2 separate regions of the Homo sapiens genome follow, and region 1 is linked to region 2. Evidence: read pairs that join two places in POLR2A ChIA-PET (ENCODE). Cell type or tissue: OCI-LY7. All regions are shown on one strand. Each heading gives the region's core, and the rest is flanking DNA. Links, peaks and the distances in the headings are about the cores only.

Region 1 (12,833 bases), core at 2,494-10,493, 51 kb after region 2:
AACACAGCGAATCCCCGTCTCCACCAAAAAAATACGAAAACCCGTCAGGCGTGGCGGTGCGCGCCTGCAATCGCAGGCACTCGGCAAGCTGAGGCAGGAGAATCAGGCAGGGAGGTTGCAGTGAGCCGAGATGGCAGCAGTACTGTCCAGCTTCGGCTCGGCATCAGAGGGAGACCGTGGAAAGAGAGGGAGAGGGAGACCGTGGGGAGAGGGAGAGGGAGAGGGAGGGGGGTGTAGATTTTTCTACAAAATTTTGTTATCCTTGTAGATTCAAGTAGCCATCACTGCAATTGGGATACAGAACTGTTCCAGCATGACCAAGAAATTCCCTTCTGCTACTTTTTGTTTGCATTTTTGAGACAGGATCTTGCTCTGTCGCCCAGCCTAGAGTGCAATGGTGCGATCATGGCTCGCTGCAGCCTGCAGCCTGGAACTGCTGGACTCAAGCAATCCTCCCATGTCAGCCTCCCAAATAGCTAGGGCTACTGCCACCACATTCATCTAATTTTCTATTTTTTATAGAGACAGAGTCTTGCTATGTTGCCCAGGCTGTTCTTGAACTCCTGGCCTCAAGTGATCCTCCTGTCTCAGCCTCCCAATGTGCTGAGATTACAGGTGTGAGCCACCACACCTGATCCTCTTCTGCTGCTGGTTAATAGTTACACGCTTTTCCTAATGCTAATCACTGACAACTACTGATTAATCCACACATTTTATGTGTGCCTACTTTTAGAAAACCCAGCCAAACATCATACCTTCCTAGGTGCAAGAATCCTATTTCCAACTTTTAAAATTCCCTATGGGCCTGAGTACTTAATGGGTGCTTAATAATGACTCCTTGAAACACTAAGTAAAAAAAAAAAAATAGAACTCAGAGCTGAAAAACATATGAATCAAGATAATTTACAAAACAATAAAAAAGTTAAGACTACTTTCTTAAATATGAGCTCTTCAGGTTGACTAAGTGACGATTTATAATTTCTTTTCAGGGAGTCAGTACACCTAAAAGTGCTAATGATCTGAAATAAAGCTTCTCTAAAACATAACTTTTTTTCAAAGCAATTCTACTAATATCTTTTCCTTTAATGACCTCTGTGATGTTGGTATGATGAAGTTTGTTATCCCTAGCTGATAGAGTAGGACACTGAGACTAAGAGAGGAAAGAAAGGCCAGGCGTGGTGGCTCACACCTGTAATCCCAGTACTTTGGGAAGCCGAGGCGGGTGGATCACCTGAGGTCAGGAGTTCGAGACCAACCTGGCCAACATGGTGAAATCCCCATCTCTACTAAAAAAAAAAAAAAAAAAAAGTACAAAAATTAACTGGGCATGGTGGCAGGTGCCTATAATCCCAGCTACTTGGGAGGGTGACACTGGAGAATCGCTTGAACCCAGGAGGTGGAGGTTGCAGTGAGCCGAGGTCGCACCACTGCGTTCCAGCCTGGGTGACAGAGTGAGACTCTGTCTAAAAAAAAAAATAAGAAGAAAAAATAATAAAAAAAGAGAAGAAAGAAAGCTAACAGTGAGTACCAAAGATGGCTATTTCAGTAGGTTCTTCTAACAGCCATGTGAGGTGGACGTTGTTATTTCCATTTCAAAGAAGAGAATGTGGACTCTCTGAGGTTCAATAACTTGCCTGTGGTCAGTTTATATCAGAGACAAGATTCCAGATCCCACATTCTCACCCTCACTCCACAATGAATGTTTTCCTCAAGAATAAAAGTCAAATAATTCAGGCCAGGCATAGTGGCTTATGTCTGTAATCCCAGTACTTTGGAAGGCTGAGGCAGGATTGCTTGAGCCCAGGAGTTTGAGACCAGCCTGAGCAATAGAGTGAGATCTTGTCTCCACAAAAAATAAGACAAATTAGTTGGGTGTGGTGGCACACGCCTGTAGTCCCAGCTACTCCGGACACAGGAGGATTGATTGAGCCTGGGAGGTAGAGGCCGCAGTGAGCTGTGATCACACGCCACTGCACTTCAGCTCAGGTAACAGAGAGAGACCCTGTCTTAAAAAATAAAGACAGGGTCTTTAAATAAGTAAGTTACGTAAGAATTCAGGTTGCTTGTCTCTGCCCCCTGTTTTTAAAAAAGTGTCAGTGGTAGTGGTGTTTTAGTACATTACCTACTTATAAAGGATAATATACTATAATAGTTCATAAAAGTGGTTGAGGGCTTTGAAGTTAGCCAGACTTCTCTCCAAGTACCAGCTCGGCCACCCTCTAGCTTTGTGGACTATGGATGTGTTGTTTTATTTATTGAAGCCTCGTGGACTCATCTATAAAATAGAGAACCTGGTTGTTCTCCATCAGGTTGAGGGAATTCAATGGAATGAAACCTGGAAAGCACTTAGCAGAGTGCCTGGTATGTACCAGTCATTCAATAAACAGCAGCCATTAGTGTATATGAATCTTTCATTTTATGGACTTTCCACTGCTGAGATCAAAATACAAGCAAATAAATACTTAGATTGTGTTATGTGCAAAGCCACATACTATTGTTGGAATTAATGGAGGGACACAGTGATTTTTTTTTTGGACTTAAAAATACTTGTTGAAATTTAGAATGCCATCTTGTCTATAAATTTTTTTAATTCATCAGTTAAGTTACTCTATTTTCAAATTGAAAGGCTGCCAATTTTTTTTTTTTTTCAAAATTCCTGATTTTGGTTTTAAATGAGTGGATTTTCCAAAAATGAAGGATTTGAATTAGATCTTACTAAGGTGCTGGTGACCCCATCTCTCTTTCATTTACCTGACATATTCATTTCCTGAGAAATGGTCAGGTGGAGAGGCAGCTGATACGGATTTTTGTGTGTGTGGTGGGAGTGGGGGTGCTCGCTGCATACAGCTTTTGCTAATATTAAAAGATAATTGCGTACACTCAACAGGCATTGCAATTGCAGTCACATTCTCCTGTCGTCCAGGGAATGGCACTCGGCTCTGCCTAGCATGATGTTTGTTTGTTTAGGGCGAGACTAATGGTTGAGGTATTTGTGAGAAGCATTTGTATCATAGTGACAGACTGCAGGGCGCTCTTTCCTGTGTTACAGATTGCTAGGAAATTGGATAGGACCTCCTGAGATATTCTATCCCATGCCTTCCCTCAAGACAAGCCTGTGACATACATGAGAATAGCGGTGGGGGTGGGGTGGAGAGTCAGGGACCCTGTGGGAGTGAGCTGCGTATCCCATACGGCCTGGAACGTCCTGTATTCTTAGGAACAGCCTGCACATAGCAATATAGAGCATCCTTGGCACTGCATGGAAAATGGACTGATACTCTCTTGAGGGCCTCTTGGAAATCTCTAAAGTGAAGAAAGAGGAAGAAAGACAGCTTTGCTTGACAGTTCTCATCAGAAGCCTAAATGATACAGTGCAATGCTGAAAGTTGGAGGCTGGATTGGTGAGGCTGGAGTCAGATGGGGGTAGGATAGTGGTTCTCAACTCTAGATGCAAATTATAACCTCCTGGTGGCCCATTGAAGGGTGTTGTCTTTAACCTCCCAGATGATTCTCCTGTACATCTGGGATTAAGAGCCACTGAGATCCACACCCTGATGAAACAGCAAAGCAAAACACCAACAAGGGCAAATAAAAAACTGGAAACAACCCACAATGGTTGAATAGGTCCCGTATTTCCTAATGAGGCCACTGGCCTTCCCAGTTGGCTGAAATTTCTCTTTTCACATTCTGAAAATGGGTCCAGTGGGCAAATATCCTGTTGATAGCTGAGTCCACCCAACTGCATTTTGTAGCATGTGGGATGTGGCTACTCTGTTTGCTCCAGAGTGAGAAGCAGGAAGTTCACTTTGGAATCATTATTTAAAGGCTCTCTGGGACCTCAGGCTTTAAACAGAAATATATAGTGCATTCTAAGGGGTATTGTGTTTAACTATTAATAATTGTTCCTTTCATATGAGAGATATTACTGTGTAGGGTGGACAGAAACCCTCTGAGAACACCATGTGTTTCATGTTTACCATGAATAAGTCTTTCCCTCTCAAAAATCATAATTTGGAAATCATTCTTTTCCTGTGAAAACCAGAAAGTTGCTTTTTTTTTCCTTCTGTTCTCTTAATAGGAACAGTAATAAAAGTTCCCATTGGGAAAAGCTTTCATTTTGACGTGGTGCAGTCAGTGGCGGTCTCTCTAGGAAAGCCCTGGAAAAGGCATTGCTGCATTTTTCTCTGTTGCATGTGTCTTTTCTCCCCTTAGTGTCATGTCCAAGCATGATGTCACTCACATGTCATCTGCACATCCCAGGTCCCTTTGCAAATGGAAACTACAGAAGAAACAAAAATTGATTGAGTGCATAAAATCTATTTCAGGAACATCCTAAAGGGTCTATCTCAGAAGCACTGAGTTCCAAAGGATTTGCTGACATTTATTGTTCTGCTTCAGATTATTAAATGTCTTTCTGATCACATGATGCCATGTTTTGCATAGTGTGACATATCTGTCCTGTTTTAAATTCATAGGAATTGGCAACAAGCTCATTTCACTGGTGGGTTTGCTGAAGCATTATCACAAGACAGTCAGAATGACTGATGAGTGCTCTTCAGGTAGGGAAATGCTGCCAGCCTGGTTTGTATTTTGTCTTACCAAGAGTTTTGCTCCTTAATTTTCTATTTCAGTTATGAATAATCCCTTTTCATGCTAGTAGCCATAATCACATTATAAAGGATTTAAAATTTGTCATTTCCTGGTAGTATTTCTTACAGCGTAAGCATTTTTGGTTCATGTACGATTATTCTCCTTTTATTTTATTTTTTAACATGAGGAGATATCATAGGCCAATATTAAGATTTCCTAATTTTAATGTTAAGAGCTAAGCACATATTCTGGTCAAGTAGAGAAGTTAAAGAGTGACCAGACTTTATCTGAAATGGTAGGAATAGGAGACATGCTGTTCCATGATGTACCTTGACACGGTTTTTAAAAAGCAACATTTATGCCTGAGAATCTAATGAGTTTGGTTAAAAGGAGATCTAGTAAGCCAATATTCATTCATTTCTGCCTCTCCCCCTAGATTCCTCCAATCATGTTTGTTTCTGTGTCTTCTTTTTTTTTTTTTTTTGAGATGGAGTCTCGCTCTGTTGTCCAGGCTGGAGTGCAGTGGCGCGATCTCGGCTCACTGCAAGCTCCACCTCCTGGGTTCACGCCATTCTCCTGCCTCAGCCTCCCGAGTAGCTGGGACTACAGGCTCCTGCCACCATGTGTGGCTAATTTTTTTTTGTATTTTAGTAGAGACGGGGTTTCACCGTGTTAGCCAGGATGGTCTCGATCTCCTAACCTTGTGATCCACCCGCCTCGGCTTCCCAGAGTGCTGGGATTACAGGTGTGAGCCACTGTGCCCAGACCTGTTTCTGTGTCTTCTTAAATTTAGAGACCGTTAGCTTTGTGTGTGTGTGTGTGTGTGTGTGTGTGTGTGTGTGAGAGATGGAGTCTCACTAGGTTGCCCAGGCTGGAGTGCAGTGCCTATTCACGGGTGTGATTATGGCACTCTACAACCTTGACCTTCTGGCCTCAAGTGATCTTCCCTCCTCAGCCTCCTGAGTAGCTGGGATTACCAGTGTGTGCTACCATGCTCAGCAATCTTTAAATTTTTTTGGTAGCTATTTTTTTTTTTTTTTGAGACAGAGTCTCACTGTGTTGCCCAGGCTGGAGTGCAGTGGCGTGATCTTGGCCCACTGCAACCTCCTGGGTTCAAGTGATTCTCCTGCCTCAGTCTCCCAAGTAGCTGGGACTATAGGTGCCTGCTACCATGCCCAGCTAATTTTTTTTTTGTATTTTTAGTAGAGATGAGGTTTCACTATATTGGCCAGGCTGGTCTTGAACTCCTGACCTCAGGTGATCTGCTCACCTCGGCCTCCTAAAGTGCTGGGATTACAGGCGTGAGCCACCGCGCCCGGCCTTGGTAGCCATTCTTGTAGAGCACTACACATCTGTCTCTGACTGAACAGGCCCAGAGATGTGGACAAGTTGGTCTCATAGAAACTTATTTTCAAGTTCGTCATGTGAGAAGCCCAAGGGAGTGGAGGACAGCCGTATATCTGGAAAGTGAAAACACGTAGCTGTACTTTTTGGGCAAACATAAAACTACATTTGAATATAGTAAATTCTTAGATAACTGTGAGCCATGGCCAACCAAAAGCATGGCACATACAAGGAACATGTGCCGGGTGGACCTTGAATGATCACATTTAACTTTGTGTCTGTAGAACTTGTGTTTCATTTTATTTTTCCCTTCCAAAGTTGTTTTTTGTTTGTTTGTTTGTTTTGTTTTTTTTGAGACAGAGTTTTGCTCTTGTCATCCAGGCTGGAGTGCAGTGGTACAACCTCAGCTCACTGCAGCCTCCACTTGCCAGGTTCAAGTGATTCTCCTGCCTCAGCGTCCCAAGTAGCTGGGATTACAGATACGTGCCACCACGCCTGGCTAATATGTTTGTATTTTTAGTAAAGATGGAGTTTCACTGTGTTGGCCAGCCTGGTCTCGAACTCCTAACCTCAGTTGATCCCCCCTGCCTCAGCCTCCCAAAGTGCTGGGATTACAGGCGTGAGCCACTGTGCCCAGCCCCTCTCAAAGTATTTTGAGTGGAACATTGTTCATAGAAGAAGTTACATCTTTTCTGGGGTTAGGATGTACATTTCATTAGGTCCTTCCAGATACTTAAAAGGTTCTCCGCATGCTGGTAGAATATGTGGTAATTCTCAGTTGATGAATTATATGATTGTGGCAGTTTGAATACGTAGATATTATAGATGTTGTAAATGGTTTTGTCAGGCAGAGTGAGCTACTATTTTAAACTAGCAAGAATATTCACTTTAACAGGCAGTTTCTTATTGGTGGCTAAGGCTGTTACAGCTATGTCAGTACTTTTTAGAAAAGATAAGCTGAAAGTATTACTCATTTATATTTATAAATCTAATCCTATGCATAACCAATGTTGAGCATTCCAAGCATTAATCCCGTGGTACTTGGCGTATAAAGGCCATGTGGAGCTAGACCTGGAAACACACCGTATACTCATCTCTTTTTGAATCTATGGGTATTTTTCCCCCTTTGGGAGTTCATTTTTCCTGGTTGTTCTGGGGGCTCACTGAGATGTAAGAGTTTCAGATTCTGGTTTCTTTGCGGAAAGACAGCAGAGTTCAAATTAGGCTCATAGACATTCTTGCCTAGTTGCCAATAATTCCTTACACAGTGACGATGGAGGTAAAAGAACACTGAGCAAGCCAAGAGCAGGGAGGGGAAGAGAGGAATCTCAAAGAATTCAGATGGGCCTACAAGGCAATTAATGTCAATACATTTCCTGTTTCCCACAACTTGGTTAGAGGTGGAGCTTGCAGTGACCTGAGATCGCGCTACTGTCCTCTAGCCCGGGAGACAGAGTGAGACTCTGTCCCCCAACAAAAAAAGTACAATTTTTGGCCAGGCGCGGTGGCTCACGCCTACAATCCCAGCACTTTGGGAGGCCGAGACGGGCAGATCACCCGAGGTCGGGAGTTCGAGACCAGCCTGACCAACATGGAGAAACCCTGTCTCTACTAAAAATACAAAATTAGCCTGGCGTAGTGGCACATACCTGTAATCCCAGCTACTCGGGAGGCTGAGGCAGGAGAATTGCTATAACCCGGGAGGCGGAGGTTGCAGTGAGCCGAGATCGTGCCATTGCACTCCAGCCTGGGCAATAAGAGTGAAACTCAGTCTGAAAAAAATTAAAATAAAAAGTACAATTTTTATACTAACGATGGCTATGTTATATATATATATATATATTTATATAATTTTTTTAGACGGAGTTTCGCTCTTGTTGCCCAGGCTGGAGTGTAATGGCACGTTCTCAGCTCACTGAAACCTCTGCCTCCCGGGTTCAAGCGATTCTCCTGCCTCAGCCTCCCGAGTAGCTGGGATTACAGGCATACGCCACCACGCCCGGCTAATTTTGTATTTTTTAGTAGAGACGGGGTTTCTACATGTTGGTCAGGCTGGTCGCGAACTCTCAACCTTGGGTGATCCGCCCGCCTTGGCCTCCCAGAGTGCTGGGATTACAGGCGTGAGCCACTGTGCCCGGCCTTTTTAAAAAAACTTTTTTTTAGATGGAGTTTCACTCTTGTTGCTCAGGAGTTGCACCTGGAGTGCAGTGGTGCAATCTCGGCTCACTGCAACCTCTGTCTCCTGGGTTCAAGTGATTCTCCTGTTTCAGCCTCCTGAGTAGCTGGGATGATAGGAGCATGCCACCACGTCCAGCTAATTCTTGTATTTTTAGTAGAGATGGGGTTTCATCATATTGGACAGGCTGATCTTGAACTCCTGACCTCAGATGATCCACCTGCCTCAGCCTCCCAAAGTGGTGGGATTACAGGCGTGAGCCACCACGCCTGGCCAGTTATATCTTTTTACCTGACGAAAACTGTAAACAACTTTTGGCATTCTACGCCTTTCAAAACAATTCAACTTTTTTTTTTTTTTTTAAATTTAAATCATGGAATTCAGATGAGCCTTCAAGGCAATTAATGTGAGTTAGGTCATATTGAACCTGTGTTTAGAGATACGTAAGGACTTTGATTAGTGCCCATCTTGTGCCAGCTTGTATTTCCCGTTTAGAGTTGGCAAAGGACAACATGTTGTAGCATTGGTCTTAGATGAATTATTGGTCTTAGGTTTTATTACCTAAAACCTGGATTTATTTATTTTTAACAATTAACCGAACTGTGACATCAATATCAGTTCCCATTCTTTGGTCACAGTTTAGTCATTTGAGAAAGGGTTGAGAGGCTTTTTAGGAGAAAAATTCATGCACATGCAGAGTCTACTCTAACACAGAACCACCTCACATTGAGTTTTGAAGCTAAATGATCTTTCCACGGTAATTATAATTAAGACCAGTATATTACAAAGAATCAGTTTACCAAAAAGAACTTTAAAAACCCTGAAGAACTAGGCCACATGCCTAGTTCACACCTGTAATCCCAGCACTTTGGGAGGCCAAGGCAGGCGGATCACCTGAGGTCAGGAGTTCGAGACCAGACTGACCAACATGGTGAAACCCCATCTCTACTAAAAATACAAAATTATCTGGGCATGGTGGTGCATGCCTGTAATCCCAGCTATTTGGGAGGCTGAGGCTGGAGAATAGCTTGAATCTGGGATTCTGGGAGGTGGAGGTTGCAATAAGCCAAGATCATGCCATTGCACACCAGCCTGGGCAACAAGAGTGAAACTGTCTAAAAAAAAAAAGGCCAGCTGGGGACTGAGGAGCAATTTGGGGTTATGTTGATCTTCTTGGGCTGGCAGAGTCTCTGGGCAACAGAGTTCATGCAGCTGGATTAAGGTTGCACCCTGTAGTTTCTCTTTCCACTTGGACAGAAATGGAGGTGTTGGGCCTATAATCTGGTCCTTGCCCAAAGCCAAGTTAGTGTTATGCAGTATTTCTGTTTTGAACACATTTGTCCTTATTTTCCCTTTTCTCTTCTTGCCCACTAGTAGGGAAAAAAATAATCCGAGTTATTTGCTTGGGTGGAGCCACTCTTTGATTGCAATGCCCCAGGGTTTTCTAGGTTAACAAATTGGAGCTTTCCAGCCGGCTGAGTAGGGGTGGGCTACAGCTCTTCTACCCTGCCTTCTCATATTCCTTTCCTTCCTTCCCACTCCAGAAGAGAAAGCAGAGGCCTGGTTGCTGAGTGTGGAGGACATGCTGTTTTGGGGAGCCTAGGGACTGTTGACCACAGCTGTGTCTTTTTGTGGAGAGGAGTTTCAGCATATTCTTGGAAGGTGTGGGATGCAAAATATACACCTTTTAGTTGAGTACTTTTGTAATGCAGCCCTGTGTGCCTTAGAGCTCAGAAACACTGGGGAAGGAGGGTGGGGTAGTTGGACGTGAGGGTGAGGATGGGTGGGGAGGAGGCGTAAATCTCCTGGGCTCCATCAGGGCAGGAATCAACATCCCAGGAAGCAGAGACAAACCCTTTGGCTTCTGTCCTTGTGCTCCATGGGTGAATCAGAAAGGACCGTGGTCAGTTATGTGGGAGTGCAGAAAGCCAGCCAGCCAGCACGATTCGCCTTGGAGGAATGACTTCTCATGCTGCCACCTCCTGCTTCTCTGCTGGGGGTGTGGAAGAAACAGTATGGGATGTGGGCGGTTTTCTGCTGCAGTTTATTGAACAAACAGCTGCCCTCCTCCATTTCTCTCCCTCCCTTACCCCCATCCCGCCACATCCTTCTTCCTGGGGCAGGGTATAACCATGCTGTAAACTTTGGTAGTGGGAGAATCTTGCCAATACTTTCTGAAACAGCAACTTTTTTTTTTTTTTTTGGCTTGGAACTGTTAGTTCAAAGCTGGAAACAGAGTAAATAAAATTTGATCTAGTCATTCTAGAAATGATTTGTATCAGTCCAGAAAATGGCCAGAGTCCAGTAGTTTGAATCTAAAAGAGCTGAACTAAGATAAGGTAAGGAGCCAGTTTTTTAACCTGGCAACCACATGCCCCAACTTGAAAGCCTGTTTGCTGCTCTTCTTTTGTTATCATAACCTCTTGAACAGAATACGCCATTTGAAACAACAGTAAACGCTTCTCAGTGGATAAGTTTATGACCTAGTTTTTGACCAAGAGCACTTACGGGATTGAACGGCGCGGGGAAGAGCAAAGGACCTTGGACACCATTCGCCAGGAAGTTCTGTGCAAACCGGGAGCTCGGGGCTCATTAGAAGCCGGAGACATTAAGCAGCAGCTGTTTTATGGTGTGAACTTTTGCACAGAGGATTTCAAGAGGCTCATTCTCCTCGGAAGTCTGTTTGCAAAGTGGTTCTTTCTTGGCTGTTGCTTCATCCTTCTTCAGAGGCCTATTTTCACTCCGAGTGTGAGCATTTCATGCCAAACCCAGCCATGACCTTGTGGCTGCTGAGCTGCCCGCATGGCCTGACCCCACAGGTCTTGGGATGGTGTGCGCAGCAGAGCTAAACCAGGAGGGGTGTCTATCTCAGCTCTGCTGGCTCTGGGGCTGGTCGCACCCTGCAGACTTGGAGTTGAGGACCAGAAACGCAGGGGGATGTTACAAAAGGAGCGTGATCCTGCAGCCCCTTTCCTCTCTCATAAACTGGATGCTTGGCCCTCCATCCTCTCTCCAGCTTTTTTCGTGAACTCTTGCACCCACTCTCAGCCTTCCCCTCTGCACTCTATTAAATCTGAACTTGAGTTCTTGTTCCGCTTAACATGGGAAGATATGCTTTTCAAGGAGAAGTATGAGAAATGAATTAAAATATATCTACAGTTTACTAATGGTGGTATAGGCCTTAGAATATGGTTAACGAAATTTCTTCCTCCTTTCTTTTCTCTTCCTTCTCTCCTTCCTTCCTTTGAAATTGTTTTTCTTTTTATCCTCCCACTTGTATTTGCTTTTACAGTGAAACTACTCAACAAAGCATACTTAGATGTGTTTTAGAAAGAAAAATCATTCTCTCTAAAGAGCACTATTAAAGGCATGATGCAGTCTGGGATCCATGAGAATATAAAACACAGAATTTAAAGGGTCAAAGTTAACGTTAATTATCTATTAACATGATTAATATTAGTAATAAAACTTACTGAAATGATTGGGTCCCATTTTTATATTTCACATTTCTTTTTTAGTAATGTACATCTTGTATATCACAAAAGATTTACCTATTTCTGTTCTTTTATCATTGACACATGAAATCTATATACAAAAAGATTTTTAAATGGGGGGAGGCAACATTCCTATCATCTAATGGAGAAATAATTATATACATGAAAGTGCATGAGAAAATAATATTCAACATTACAACTGTTTAGGCAGTGTTTTACATTTAAATTTAAATTTAATTTACATTTGAAAATGTAAAAGGAAAATACAAGACTGCATGTGCAATATTATCTATGCAAAAGTACACTGTCGAGTGTTTAGAAGGAACCATGCCAGAGAGTTTATAGTAGTTGAATATGGATTATGAACAGTTACTTTTATTTTTAATTTTTTGGGGGACAGAATCTTGCTCTGTCACCCAGGCTGGAGTGCAGTGGTGCGATCTCAGCTCACTGCAGCCTCTGCCTCCTGGGTTCAAGTGATTCTCCTGCCTCAGCCTCCTGAGTAGCTGGGATTACAGGTGCCCACCACCACACCCGGCTAATTTTTGTATTTTTAGTACAGACAGGATTTCACCATATTGGCCAGGCTGGTCTCAAACTCCTGACCTCAAGTGATCCACCCGCCTTGGCCTCCCGAAGTGCTGGGACTACAGGCGTGAGCTGCCACGCCAGATTATGAGCATTTAAAATTGTTTTCTTTTTACATTCTCTTTCCTCAGTTTTCCACAATGAGCAAGCAAATCTTTTATAATTAGAACATCTAACCTTTATTAAAATACTTTAATAAGGATATCTTCCTCTCTGTTCTACCTATTTTTGTGACGTGGTTCATATTAATATAGGAATTACAAAACTTCAAAAAGTTATTCTTGTTTTAGGTCTGTTCATATTTGGAAGGCTTTCAATTTTATGTATACCTCACCCCACTTGGGGCCAGCCTGGGAGCTGTGGGTTTCCTCCCAGAGAGCTCTACTTAGAGAACAGGGCATTTCTTGCCTACTGTGGTAGTCTCCTTCATCTTCTCCTTTTTAAATAATTATTTTGCTGGGTGCAGGGGCTCACACCTGTAGTTTCAGCACTTTAGAGGCTGAGGTAGGAGGATGGCTTGAGCCCAGGAGTTCTGGACCAGCCTGGGCAACATAGTGAGACCTTGTCTCTATTAAAACTTTTAAAATGGCCAGGCACAGTGGCTCACGCCTGTAATCCCAGCCAGCATTTTGGGAGGCCAA
Region 2 (12,833 bases), core at 2,614-10,613:
TCTTCTATGAACGTGCTGCCCTCATAAATTTCTATCATCTTCACGTTTATTTTGTAATGGAAATATACAAACAATGCCAAGCATAGAAATTGTAGTTTAAAACATGTGAGTGGGTTTTCAGCTACTTTTGATTTGTTTCTGATTTTAAGGCTTTGTTCTAATCTACTTTTTATACTCTGGTTTCAACATGAATACAGCCCTCTTGTTTGAAAACAGACAATGGGCTTATTCAACCCTCAAGGCCCTCTACATTTGGTGTTTCTGCCACGGCCCTTGGTGGCTTTACCACATATATTATTATCTTGTAAAAAATGTAGACGTAACAGCTGAGTTGTTAGCAGAAGTCATAGTAGTTGTGTAAAAGGGTGTTAGTGTAAATGATTGTGGCAGTTGCATTAACGCTAATGCAGTGGGAATTATTCACGTATTCACTGAATGTAATCCTGGCCTTCCGTGGTGGTAAAGTTCCTCTATAGAAGAGGAGAGGTCGACATCAATGTAATTTCAGAGGAGAAACAGCCATGTGTAGAGCTATTTTCCTATTTGACAGAAATGTTTTCCAGTATAACATCAGAATTTTGAGTTATGCTACTTAACTTTCCTTTCTTGTAAATATTGAATTAAAATAAGATATTGCTAGAAAAAGTAAAACATGACCCAGCATTGCAATGCTGAAAATTGGATTATAATTCTCAGATTGTTAGATTTCTGCCATCTTATAATTTATTCAAGAATATAGAGAATTCTAACGTAAGTGTCTTCATGCACCTTCTTACTTAAGTGATACTTCATGTTACCCTGAACTGTCCTGAATTTCCAAAAATCTCATGTTGGGTTAAGAGGAATTTCCTTTCAAGATACTCTGTCTCCTCTTCAACATCTTCTCAACCCTTTTCTCCCCACCCACACATACTCACTCATTTACACTTAACCTAAAGAGGACACTGATTTTAGGACACTGGAAATCTGGAATCCTTACACTGTGTTTTAGTAAAGGTATGAGCCTGGAACTCCTGAAGGCCTTAAAAAATAGCACTGTAGTAAATAGAGCTTAGTTGGGGTAAACAGAGCACCCCGGAAAGTAGTATATTTTGGTGATTCAAAATTTATTTCACTTCTCTGATCTGTGTAAGTATTTATGTGATCTGTAAATACTTCCCAGCCATAAAAATTCTAATTTCATCTCTCAAGATACATAGTGGGCACTTGTGCAACTGTATTCAGGGAGCTGTCTGTTGGTTGGAGAGGGAGATGAAGTAGATTGAGGTGCAAATGGCATATTTAATGCCGAAGCTGTTGCTTTAATTGGTGATGTTGAAAGTCACTTGAAACCACCCCCCTAGTCCTCAAGGGAGTTCTCAGGTTACGTGTGGGTGTACTGTGAATGCCTTTTATTTTATTGACTCACTAAATTCTTAGATTACTCTTTACCATTTGATATTGACAGACCATAAAATTCTTATGGAACCTGCTCAGTAGTGACTTATAAAGAATTATCTTGTTAATAAACTCAGCATCATTTGGAATTCAAGTTTAATTAAAATGGAAAAGTAAATGATGATGTAAAGATTTTTCCTCATTTAAACTTGTATCCTTTTATTGCCTCTCTGTCTTTTCTCTAAATTCAAAGATAGATTTTATTTGACACCCATTTTTGCAAGGTGCATTTTTACAGAATCTGTTGTAGGACTTCTTCTCATTAGCTTTTAAATTATTATTATTTTTAAATTAGAGAAGGAGTTGTGAGATAGAGTCTGAGAGAGGTAAAAATGAAAAATCTATGTTATCCAGGGATTTTAGTTTTTGGGATGCTGTTTAAAGATAATGATTGTTTATGGACTCTTTAAAGATGTTTTCTCATAAGAGTTGCCAAGTAACAGATTAGTTATCTGAGGGTGGTTTGAAAGACCTTTTGAAATTGCCTGGGTGACAATACTACCTTATGGTACTTATAAAGCTCCTTTGAAGTTGGCCTTTTATATTAGAAAACCAGAAAATATTTTTCTTTTATTAAACAGAAAACAATACATGGTTCAGAGGTTAGTATTTTTTTTTTTTAGAAAAAATTACATTGGTTATTTTTGTGATTGACTCCAATTTTTTTTTTAAATCTTTCAGCCTTTGTGGGCTACTGGATTTTTCTAAATTAAGGTTCTTAGTATAATACGTTTGGCTGCTCTTGTAAACTATAGTTACGAGGTACATACTGTTATACCTCGAAATTTGAGGCCCTCTTCTTTTTTCTCTTCTGTTTCAGACACTGTGGTACAAAACCTGCAGCCCCCAAGCTTGGTTAAGAGAATTTTGGATTGAAATAAATATTGTAGGGCATGCGGCATTCCTGCACAACCCTTGTTATACACAGTCACACTGAAAGAACAGGTTAAATGGAAGGGGCTGTCAGGGGTCAGGGCTAGAAACTCACAGAGGCAGATATTGCAGTTTGGATAAGCAGGAGTTTATGAGAGTCCTCTTCAGTCCAAGCTTATCTGAGCTCACAAAGGAGATTTACGGTCTGTTGCTCTGCAAAAGCTATTTGGGCAGGCACTTTTCTTCCCAACTAGCTTTTAAGTGCTCCTGGGGCCCTCAAGCCTATTCACTTAGGCCTCTCAGATTATGAATACATAAACCTTAATGATTTTGGAGTCCCAAAGGAAGACATATTAACTGGTACATCATCAAAACATGATGCTGCTAATAGAATGGACAAATACATCGTAGGGCATCACAAATTCACCCGTTTTCTAGTAGTGACTATAATAATAAGTTTTTGCAACCCGTAAAGAACATTTATTCTGTTCTAGCATTGATAGGATGACTGATATTGATTATAAATTTATATTCAAATAGTGGAACCAGTTGTTTGATAGACATAACCTCTGAGACCAGCAGTAATGATTTTAGTTTTTAATGGTTTGACAAAATATACAAGGCATTTGATGAATACACAAGTTGGTTATTTCAAGCATCTTGGAGCTTCAGTCTTCCCATATTCAATAGTGATGTAGACCATGCAGTCTGTTCCCCCTTTACAGGTATAATTTGTCTTTCAAAATAAAAATTGTGATTGTGATTGTTACTAACACATTGTGTCTCTTAATATTCTTTAAATACTTCAATCTTTTCAAGCAACGTTTGGCATAACCTGAATTCCACTCAAAATCCCTCAGGAGAGAATAGAAACTGTCATATGAAATTGGTTATAATAGGATTTAACCTATAGAGTTCTGATTCTTTCTTCCCTTCAATTTTTATCAAGTATTTAATTGCCCACTGGATGATTTATTTTAGAATTGGCCTACTTTTTTTTTTTTTTTTTTTTTTGGCTTCAGTGCCTGTGGGCAAATGTAAATTTGCAGCTGAATTAGCAAACCAGGGATCTCTGTGTAACTTAATAACCACAACAGGGAATCAAGTAACTGATTTCCCTCTTTTTCTAGATTGGCCATGTGTGTAAGGTGGTAGAACTAGAATTAGGAGATAAGGGGGGGTTATGAGGAAATGATTAATTTCAAATTGTTTTATTAATACAAAAAGAATGTACATTTATTGCGGAAAATACAGAAAAGTAAAAAGAAGAAAAGAAAATCCATTATTCTTCCACTCAGAGAAGTTATGTGAATGTTTTGATATCTTTTATTTCAATCTTTTACTTTTTTGAAATATTTTATGCATAAAAAGTGTACATACATTTCTGAAATAGACAGCAATAAAAGGCTGACCCATGCGTCTGCCATCCAGCATAGAACAGTCTCAATTCTGTTTTATCTTTCAATTATTCCTCCTCACCCGTACCTCAGATACAACTTTTCCCTTTTCAATTAAAGTTAATTTCTCCAAAATAAAATGTAATTTTGATAATTTCAAACACGTTTAGTCTCTTAGCATATTTTACATAAGTCAGCATCCTGACATTTTTGTTTTCCATTTTCTTGTGTTCCTTCATGATTTCGCCATATATGTGTCCCTAACTAATAATTGCTTTATTTTGCATGTTTTAAAGCTTCAAATACATGAAACTGTACTGTGTTTCTTCTATCGCCTTTTTAAAAATTAACGTTATATGTTTTGTGATGTGCGCAACTTTATACATTTATTTTCATTGCTGTATAGTACTACTGTGTATGAATGTACCTCAGTTTATCCATTTCCTGTCAGTGTACTTGTGGGTTTTGTTTTGTAGCAGATTCTGTCAGTTCCTCACCCACGTCTTTTAGCTGTTTCGTGATGCACTCATCAACCTCCAGATGCATTATCTGCATCTGTGTCTAAGCGCTCTCCTCTCCATCCCAACTACAGAAAGCCTTGCACATCACAGAAAGCCAGGAGTGCCCCTGGGGGCAGGTCTCAACCAATGACTCTGGGGAGTTGGGGTGTAAATACCGCAGCTCCCTTGGATAATTGCAGTTCCCCTAGTTTCTCTATGAGACGATGCCCCAGTGACTCACACAGTAGTTGGTTTAATGGTACACCGTTTATTGGCTGCCTTTTCTTCCCTGTCTTACTCCCCCATACCCCTACCAGTTTTTTTTGTTTATTTTTTTCTTCTAAATAAACTTAATTTTTGTCTTAGGGTCTGCTTCTGAGAGGAGCTAAACTAAGTCAAGTAGTTTGCAGTTTGGGTCATTGCAAATAATACTGCTGTGGACATTCTTGTATCCTGGTACACAGAGCAACTGGTACACAGTTTTTCTGGGATATATTCCCAAGGAGAATAACTGGATTACAGGGCATGCATATATTCCACTTCCTGAGTTGGTGCAGGCTTGTTTTTCAAGGTGGTTGGGACAAACATTCATGAGTAATGAGTAAAATATTCCTATCATTCAACACCATTGCAAACTTACCTTTGGTATTGTGTTTAGCATAGTTTCTTTTAATTTGTATTTCTGGATACTTAATGAGATTGTACATCTTTACATATATTATTGGCCATTTCTATGCAAATGAATATTTGCATTTGTCACTTCTTCTATGGTCTGTATTTTTTTTTTTTTTTTTTGAGATGAGGTCTCACTATGTTGCCCAGGATGGTCTGTTCTTGGGCTCAAGTGATCCTCCTGCCTTAGCCTTCTTAGTAGCTGGGACCACAGGCATGTGCCATTGTGTCTGGCTGTAATTTGCTTTTTTGTAGGAGCTCTTTATAAATTCTAGGTAGTAGCATTTTATGTGTCTTTTAGACATTCTCTCCAAGTTTGTGGCTTGTCAGCTCCCTTTCTTTATGAGTCATTTTTAATGAACAAACATGAAGTCAAAGCACTTAGTTTTTTTTTTTTTGAGACGGAGTCCCTCTCTGTCACCTAGGCTGGAGTGCAATGGTGCGATCTCGGCTCACTGCAACCTCCGCCTCCTGGGTTCAAGTGATTCTCCTGCCTCAGCCTCCTGAGTAGCTGGGATTATAGGTGCCTGCCACTATGCCCAGCTAATTTTTGTATTTTTAGTAGAGATGGGGTTTCACCATGTTAGTCAGGGTGGTCTTGAACTCCTGACCTCAGGTGATCCACCCGCCTCTGCCTCCCAAAGTGTTGGGATTACAGGCGTGAGCCACCACGCCCGGCACAGCACTTAGTCTTTCACAATTAAATGTGATGCTACTTGTAAGTTTTTTAGCAGTCCTTTTAACTGTAATGTTTGGATCATTTGCATTTAATGCAATTATCCAGATGGTTGGGTTTGAAATCCATTATTTTATTATTTCCTTTCTTTTTGAGAAGTGCTGGGATTACAGGTGTGAGCCACCATGCTTAGCCTATTTTATTATTTCTTTTCTCTTTTCTTTCTCCCACACACTCCTCCTCCTCCTGTTGCATTTAATACTTCATACACAGAAGCAGAACTCCAGTACATTTACATGTTAGCAGTGTTTTGTCCTGTGGACAAGGAGAGGATTCCTTCCTATATTGGAATTGCCAGCTGTGTAGTAGATAACTGGAATAAAGTGTTTCTGATGGAATGTGTTTGGATATCACTCATGTAGGAAAAGCATAGGAGCGTGCGTTTGTAATTCTGAACACATTCAGTGGGTGGCTTTGTTTGCTAATAAGGTGGTTCTTGAAATGCCACAGAAGTGGACAAATATGTTAGAAAGTCTGAAATACTTGAACATGATACCTACCTTTGAGGACTAAGTGAGACAAGTGATGAGTCGAGGCGATATCAAGGCGATAGGGGAACATCTGTGGTAGCTCACTGGGCCTATGATCGCATTCTTCTCAGGTCAGAAGTCCCATGCGAGAGACCCAAAGCCACAGCTCGCTTCATTCCTCTGACGAAGGCAAGCTTGCTGCTCAGCTCTCCTACGTTAATCTGCCAATAAGTTCTGCAAAACTCACTTGGTTTTTTAAAAAACTAATTGAACTCACACGAAAGCTTTATCAGTCAACCCTTAAGTCTTGCTGCCTTAAACAGATCAGTGTAAAAGGAGTTTTTGTAATGTTTATAGAATGAGGTTGTGTGAGGTCACTGAAATGGTGTTTGTTTTTCTTGCAGCTATTTCAGTGGCAGTTATACAAAGCTTGATATGCTTTGTTTGGGAATGTGTGATACTGTAAGCATGCCATTTTTGGTCTGTGCTAACTGAAGCAACATTTTACCCTGTGTGTAGATAGTGTGGTGTATAATCATTCCTGTGATTTTAATAACAGAATTATAATATGTGAGACCTCAAATGGGTGTTAGACATCATCCAACTTCCTCACCACAGAAAAATATATAGGCAGGAAGAAATTTTAAAAACTCGTTTCATCATGCCAGCTAGGAAATTTTGGTAGATTATGTAAAATAGAGATTCACCCACAAAATGTAATAGTAAAGTTTCAAGAATGAGAATGGCAGACGAAGTTTTAGGAGAATGTCTGTTGCTCAAGTGAGGCATTCAGTAGAAAGTAGTGGAAAATTGGTTGGGGGTCATACATCTAAGCTTAGGAGCATTATATGCAATCTTACAATATTCTCAAGGCCAAATCTCATGCATATCTTTATGCAGCCCCTGTCAGAGACTGCGTTTAAGAAAGAAGATACTTTAAAAAAATGGTTAAAATGGTTTTTTTTTTTTTTTTTTGGAGACAGAATCTCGAAGTCTTGGAGTCTCACTCTGTTGCCCAGGCTGGAGTACAGTGGCGTAATCTTGGATCACTGCAACCTCTGCCTCCCGGGTTCAAGTGATTCTTCTACCTCAGCCTCCTAAGTAGCTGGGATTACAGGTGTGTTCCACTACGTCTAGCTAATTCTTGTATTTTTAGTATTGACAGGGTTTCACTATGTTTGTCAGGCTAGTCGTGAACTCCTGACCTTGTGATCCGCCAGGCCTCCCAAAGTGCTGGGATTACAGACATGAGCCACCACACCCGGCCAAAATGGTAAATTTTTATGTTATGTATATTTTGCTACAATTAAACAAAAGCAAATGCAAATAAAGACAAAGGAGGCTGTGGATTTTCACCATTTTTTTTCTTGTTTTTTGTGTAAAGGGGAAGGCAGTTACCAACCCCTGTGGACAGGAATCGCTTTTGAAGGTAGGGCTGAGGTGATCATCAACCAAGTTGTAAAGATCAAAACTGACCAGCCTGCCGGAGACTACCTAACCCTGTTCCTGTTTCTGCCGTATCAAGTGAGGACTTTCTGTTCCCTCTGGCGATGCTACTCTGTGTGACTCATGATTCCACGTAGGCTTGAAGGAATGGTCTTTATTCAGTGCCTGTTAGGTGTGAAGCAAGGTATTAGAAATTGTATATACATTATCACATTGATGTATCACAATCATCTGCTGGAGGTGGTATTATCCCTAATTTTTAGACAAAAAAAGTGAGATTCTGAGAGGGAAAGTGTAGTCTCCAAGCTCACACGTGTAGCAGTTCAGAGAATTCAAACCCAGATCTCTGTTTTTGAACTCCTTGACCTTGTCTTTATAATGTCATTGCCTCAAATTTTGTATCCACCCAAGCTAAATGGAAGGAAGAATTTAGTACCTTAGACTTGGTATATTGTTTTTCAGGGGAAATAAGTATAAGAAATAGGATTTCGTTTGGCATGGAGTATTTCATTCATATATGAGATTTTTAGTGGGAACCCACTTGGTGCTAGACGTTGTTTGTAGGCATTGGTGAGCCATATCTCTGTGCAAGACAGGCGTAGTCCTTGCTCTCAGGGAATAATAAATTATGCCATAGCTGTGTAAACCCACTTCGTCTGCATGCAGAAATTTATTTGAAACTGAATTAAGGACAACAATCAAGCTTTTAACTATTTCTCTGTTACTTTCATCACCATCAGCTGTGGTCCGGTTTAGCGGAAGCAAAATAGACAAATTCAGTAAAATGTCTTTCTGTGGAGAACTCCCAAAATGAATACGCTGAGCCGGGCACGGTGGCTCATGCCTGTATTCCCAGCACTTTGGGAGGCCGAAGCCGGCTGATCACGAGGTCAGCAGTTCGAGACCAGCCTGGCCAACATGGTGAAACCCCATCTCTACTAAAAATACAAAAATTAGCCAGGTGTGGTGGCACGCACCTGTAATCCCAGCTACTCGGAAGGCTGGGGCAGGAGAATCTCTTGAACCCGGGAGGCAGAGGTTGCAGTGAACTGAGATCGTGCCACTGAACTCCAGCCTGGGCGACAGGGTGAGACTCCGTCTCAAAAAATAAATAAATAAAAATAAAAATAAATACACTGAGTCTCATGATCTGAGAGAGTTAATGTTCTGTAAAGTTGCTGTGAACACTGAATTAGCAAATACTGAACCATTGCTCCTAGGGAAAATACAGGGTTAGGTTCCTGAGAGCCTCTGGCTGCAAGATTTTCATCAATGAACACATATGCTTATTTTATGTGTTTTATTTAGCATGTATTTTATTTAATATGTTTTATTTGTATTTTAAAATATATTTACATTTAGATTTGATACATATATTTAATATATGTGTAATTTAATGTATATTATTGGTTCATTAACATTAAACTCATGGCTAATAGTGCTACAACTCATGCCTAAGTGAAGCTTAGCAAACACGTGCCTTTTCTCTGCAAGGTACATCACAGACTTCTTGCGCTTAGTAACACTAGATATTAATAGCATTTCAGCCCTCCATCTGGGGGGCATTGCAAACAGTGAAATCACCAACAAAAAGCATAAAAATGCAAAGAACATGGCATTAAAAATGACACTTGTTTACATGATTGAAGCTGAAACAAGAAGGCAGCGTGTCACCTTGTTCAGCGTCAGCTGGGAATGTGTGTTGGGCAACTTAGAACTTTCACTGCTCTGTGCATGTTTGAGAAAGCAGGAAAGCACCATGCATATTGATTTTGGGGTTACACGTAAATTTCTGCAAGTTAGGTGAATTTGCAAATACAGAATCTGTAAACAGTAAGGTTTGACTCTATTAATGTCAATAATAAAACATAATGAGAAAAATATGAGATATTGCAATACACAGAATTCAAATAGGGCAATGGGAAGGTGCCTGGGGCGGGTGCTACAGATTGGGAGGTCAGCTGAGGTGTCTCTGAAGAGGTTTCATCTAAACTGAGATCTGGATTACAAGGAGGAGCCTGTCCTGTGAAGATCAGGGGGAAGGGCATTTGAGGTGGGAGTGAGTACAGGCAGGGCAAAGGCTCCAAGACAGAATGAGTTTGGTGTGAGGAAACCCAAAGAGACCACTGTGGCTGCCAGAAATGGAGAGCTTTGGAGGCAAGTACAGGCCTGGTCACTAGGGCCTTGTCGGCTGGAGTGGGGGTAAGGATTTGTGCTCAGTGAGTGATTCTTGCTATATTTCTCCGTAAATGTTGCGGCATTTTTTTCATTTTCCCTGCCACACTTCCTAAGTGGAGGTGTTGCTTTTTACTTCTTTGCTCTTTTTTGGTGTCCTAGACACAGTAGCCCCTATATGTGCTGAGTGACACCAAGCTTTCGGCTTCTGGTGCTGTAACCTTTCCTTCCTTCTGTGACCATTGTGAATGAGGATGGAGTATGAATGGGTGATATCATGAGAGAGAGTCTGCATTGTATTGTATTGGTGTGGTGGGGGTGCTGAGGGGTAGGGAAGCAGGAAGAGGCAATGTGTACAGGAATAAAAGTTACTTAAATGCTCCAGGTCTGAGTTTTCTTAGTTGATGATTAGCTATGTCTATCAGGAAACAAAGGGTCGTCACCCAGGCTGGAGTGCAATGGCGCAATCTCGGCTCACTGCAACCTCCGCCTCCCAGGTGATTCTCCTGCGTCAGCCTCCCGAGTAGCTGGGATTACAGGCGCATGCCACCGCACCCGGCTAATTTTTTTGTATTTTTAGTAGAGACAGGGTTTCACCCTGTTGACCAGGCTGGTCTCGAACTCCTGACCTCAGGTGATCCACTCACCTCGGCCTCCCAAAGTGCCGGAATTACAGGCATGAGCCACTGTGCCCGTCCTGGTCCTTGATAATTCTTTTCTTTTTTTTTTTTTTTGAGACGGAGTCTCACTCTGTTGCCCAGGCTGGAGTGCAGTGGCACAGTCTTGGCTCACTGCAAGCTCCGCCTCCCGGGTTCACGCTATTATCCTGCCTCAGCCTCCTGCGTAGCTGGGACTACAGGCGCCCGCCACCATGCCCGGCTAATTTTTTTGTTTTTTTGTTTTTTTTTTTTTAGTAGAGATAGGGTTTCACCTTGTTAGCCAAGATGGTCTCGATCTCCTGACCTCGTGATCCGCCCACCTCGGCCTCCCAAAGTGCTGGGATTACAGGCGTGAGCCACCGCGCCCGGCAATTCTATTTTTTTTTTTTTTTTTTTTTTTTAAGACGGAGTCTCATTCTGTCGCCCAGGCTGGAGTGTAGTGGCGCAATCTCGGCTCACGGCAAGCTCCTCCCGGGTTCACGCCATTCCACTGCCTCAGTCTCCCAGGTAGCTGGGACTACAGGCGCCCACCACCACGCCCGGCTAATTTTTTTGTATTTTTTTTTTAGGAGAGACGGGGTTTCACCGTGTTAGCCAGGATGGTCTCAATCTCCTGACCTCGTGATCCGCCCACCTCGGCCTCCCAAAGTGCTGGGATTACAGGCGTGAGCCACCATGCCTGGTCCTATATTCCTTTTCATTCCTGTCGAGGTAAGCTTTTAGTAAATGGATTTCATTCCACCCTTTCCTTCTGGTAAGAAGCAAGGACTGAGGATGATAGAACTTGTAAATGTTTGAATTTCATAGTACACGGTTTATGTGTTGGATTTGTCAGGTGTCCTTCAGCGTTATTTGGTGAAGGTGGGCAAATTAAATTTGCCTTTTTCAATATCCTCTGAATTTTTAATGAGCTGCTATATGTCTTGTCACTTTTTCTGCCCATAGCTATTGTTTTCAGCATAACTGTGTTCTGTAATTCTTTTTTCTCTGCAATAGTAATTTATTTATTTTACTTTTCAAGATGGCTTCCATTTGTGTTATGCAAGTTTTAGATTTTGTACAATATAGAGTGTATAAGACACCTTTTTTTTTTTTTTAAACTGAAGAGCTATGGAATCTAGTATACCCAGTGATATAGCTATGACACATTTATCTAAGAAGGAATATGTTACCACAAAGACAGTTTCTTTCTTTTGGAGAAATTTTCAAATGCATCAGTGCTTTAAAAAAATCACCATTTTGGTATCCATATGTGAGGGTGAGTGATTTTTTCAGAGAGAAAAAATGTGTTCCAAATAGATATCAGTTGATTTCTTTAATCGTAAGTTTTATATTAATGCGTCTTTTTTTTTTTTTTTTTTTTTTTTTTTTGAGACGGCCAGGCCAGAGTGCAATGCCGCGATCTTGGCTCACTGCAACCTCCGCCTCCCGTGTTAAAGAGATTCTCCTGTCTCAGCCTCCTGAGTAGCTGGGGTTACAGGCATGCGCCACCACGCCCGGCTAATTTTGTATTTTTAGTAGAGACAGGGTTTCTCCATGTTGGTCATGCTGGTCTCGAACTCCCAACCTCAGGTGATCCGCTTGCCTCGGCCTCTGAAAGTGCCGGGATTACTGGTGTGAGCCACTGCACCCGGCCTATGAGCCTTTTTAAAAATAAACAAGCTGACTGTTTTTACCAAACGCTATGAAAATACAATTATAAGCTATTCTGTCAATTAGGAATTAGAGGTTCTTAGACCATAGCTCTGAGAGCACACTAAGTCCTCATGCTAAAATTTATTTTAAACATAATTAAGAACAGAGGTGGTTTTAAACCACTTCCCTGCTAACTTTTTTTTTTTTAGACAGGGTCTTATTACTCTGTTGCCCAGGCTGGATGCAATGGTGCGCTCATAGCTCACTGCAGCCTCAAATTCCCTGGTTCAAGCAATCTTCCTGCCTCCGTCTCCTGAGTAGCTGGGACTACAGGCACACACCCCCATACCCAGCTAATTTTTTTGATATCTAGTAAAGACAGGATCTTGCTATGTTGCCTAGGCTGGTCTTGAGCTCCTGGGGTCAAAGGATCCTTCTGTCTCGGCCTCGCAAAGAGCTGGGATTACAGGTATGAGCCACCACGCCCGGTACTTCTAGTTTTTGACATCATCAACTATGGTTGAGTTATGCAGAATCAGATAATAGACTAATTTAGCAAATAATCTTTTTAAAAATTACTTTTAGAGAACTCTAAAAATGTAGGTACTTTAAAATATTTTACTCTAGTCAAAATTTTCTCTTTTGGCACAAACACTATAATTTCCAAAATCAAGGTTTTGGAAAACCTTGATTGTTTTGTACCTTGGTTTTCAACTCCAGAAGAAAAAGTCTAGTCCCTGCTAAAACAAGAATCAGCAAGTTGATGAGCTGGGTGTCTTTGTAAACAACTCCACACTTTCAGGATTAAGAAAACAAGTCTCATATGCTGGGCA

What was found. Peaks named below come from ENCODE experiments on the same cell type or tissue, not always from the same donor. Only the 100,000 strongest peaks of a DNase experiment are listed, where the experiment ranks them.
Region 1: POLR2A ChIA-PET joins it to region 2 with 11 read pairs; 5 of 35 experiments call an interaction of 5 or more read pairs at or near these places.

Annotation. Positions count from the first base shown.
Region 1 is chr6:21,798,182-21,811,014 of GRCh38, forward strand. It overlaps CASC15 (cancer susceptibility 15), which reads left to right. Exons shown (of 12, transcript NR_015410.2): 4 at 4,476-4,559. Among named protein-coding and RNA genes, the nearest start is that of CASC15, 140 kb to the left of the region's middle. RefSeq lists an enhancer at 1-278. In OCI-LY7, for the core only: no CTCF peak of the experiment used is centred there; no DNase peak of the experiment used is centred there.
Region 2 is chr6:21,747,459-21,760,291 of GRCh38, forward strand. All of the region lies in intron 2 of CASC15 (cancer susceptibility 15), which reads left to right. It overlaps LOC124901274 (a long non-coding RNA gene), which reads left to right and starts at 7,242. Exons shown (of 2, transcript XR_007059492.1): 1 at 7,242-7,358; 2 at 7,470-8,181. In OCI-LY7, for the core only: no CTCF peak of the experiment used is centred there; no DNase peak of the experiment used is centred there.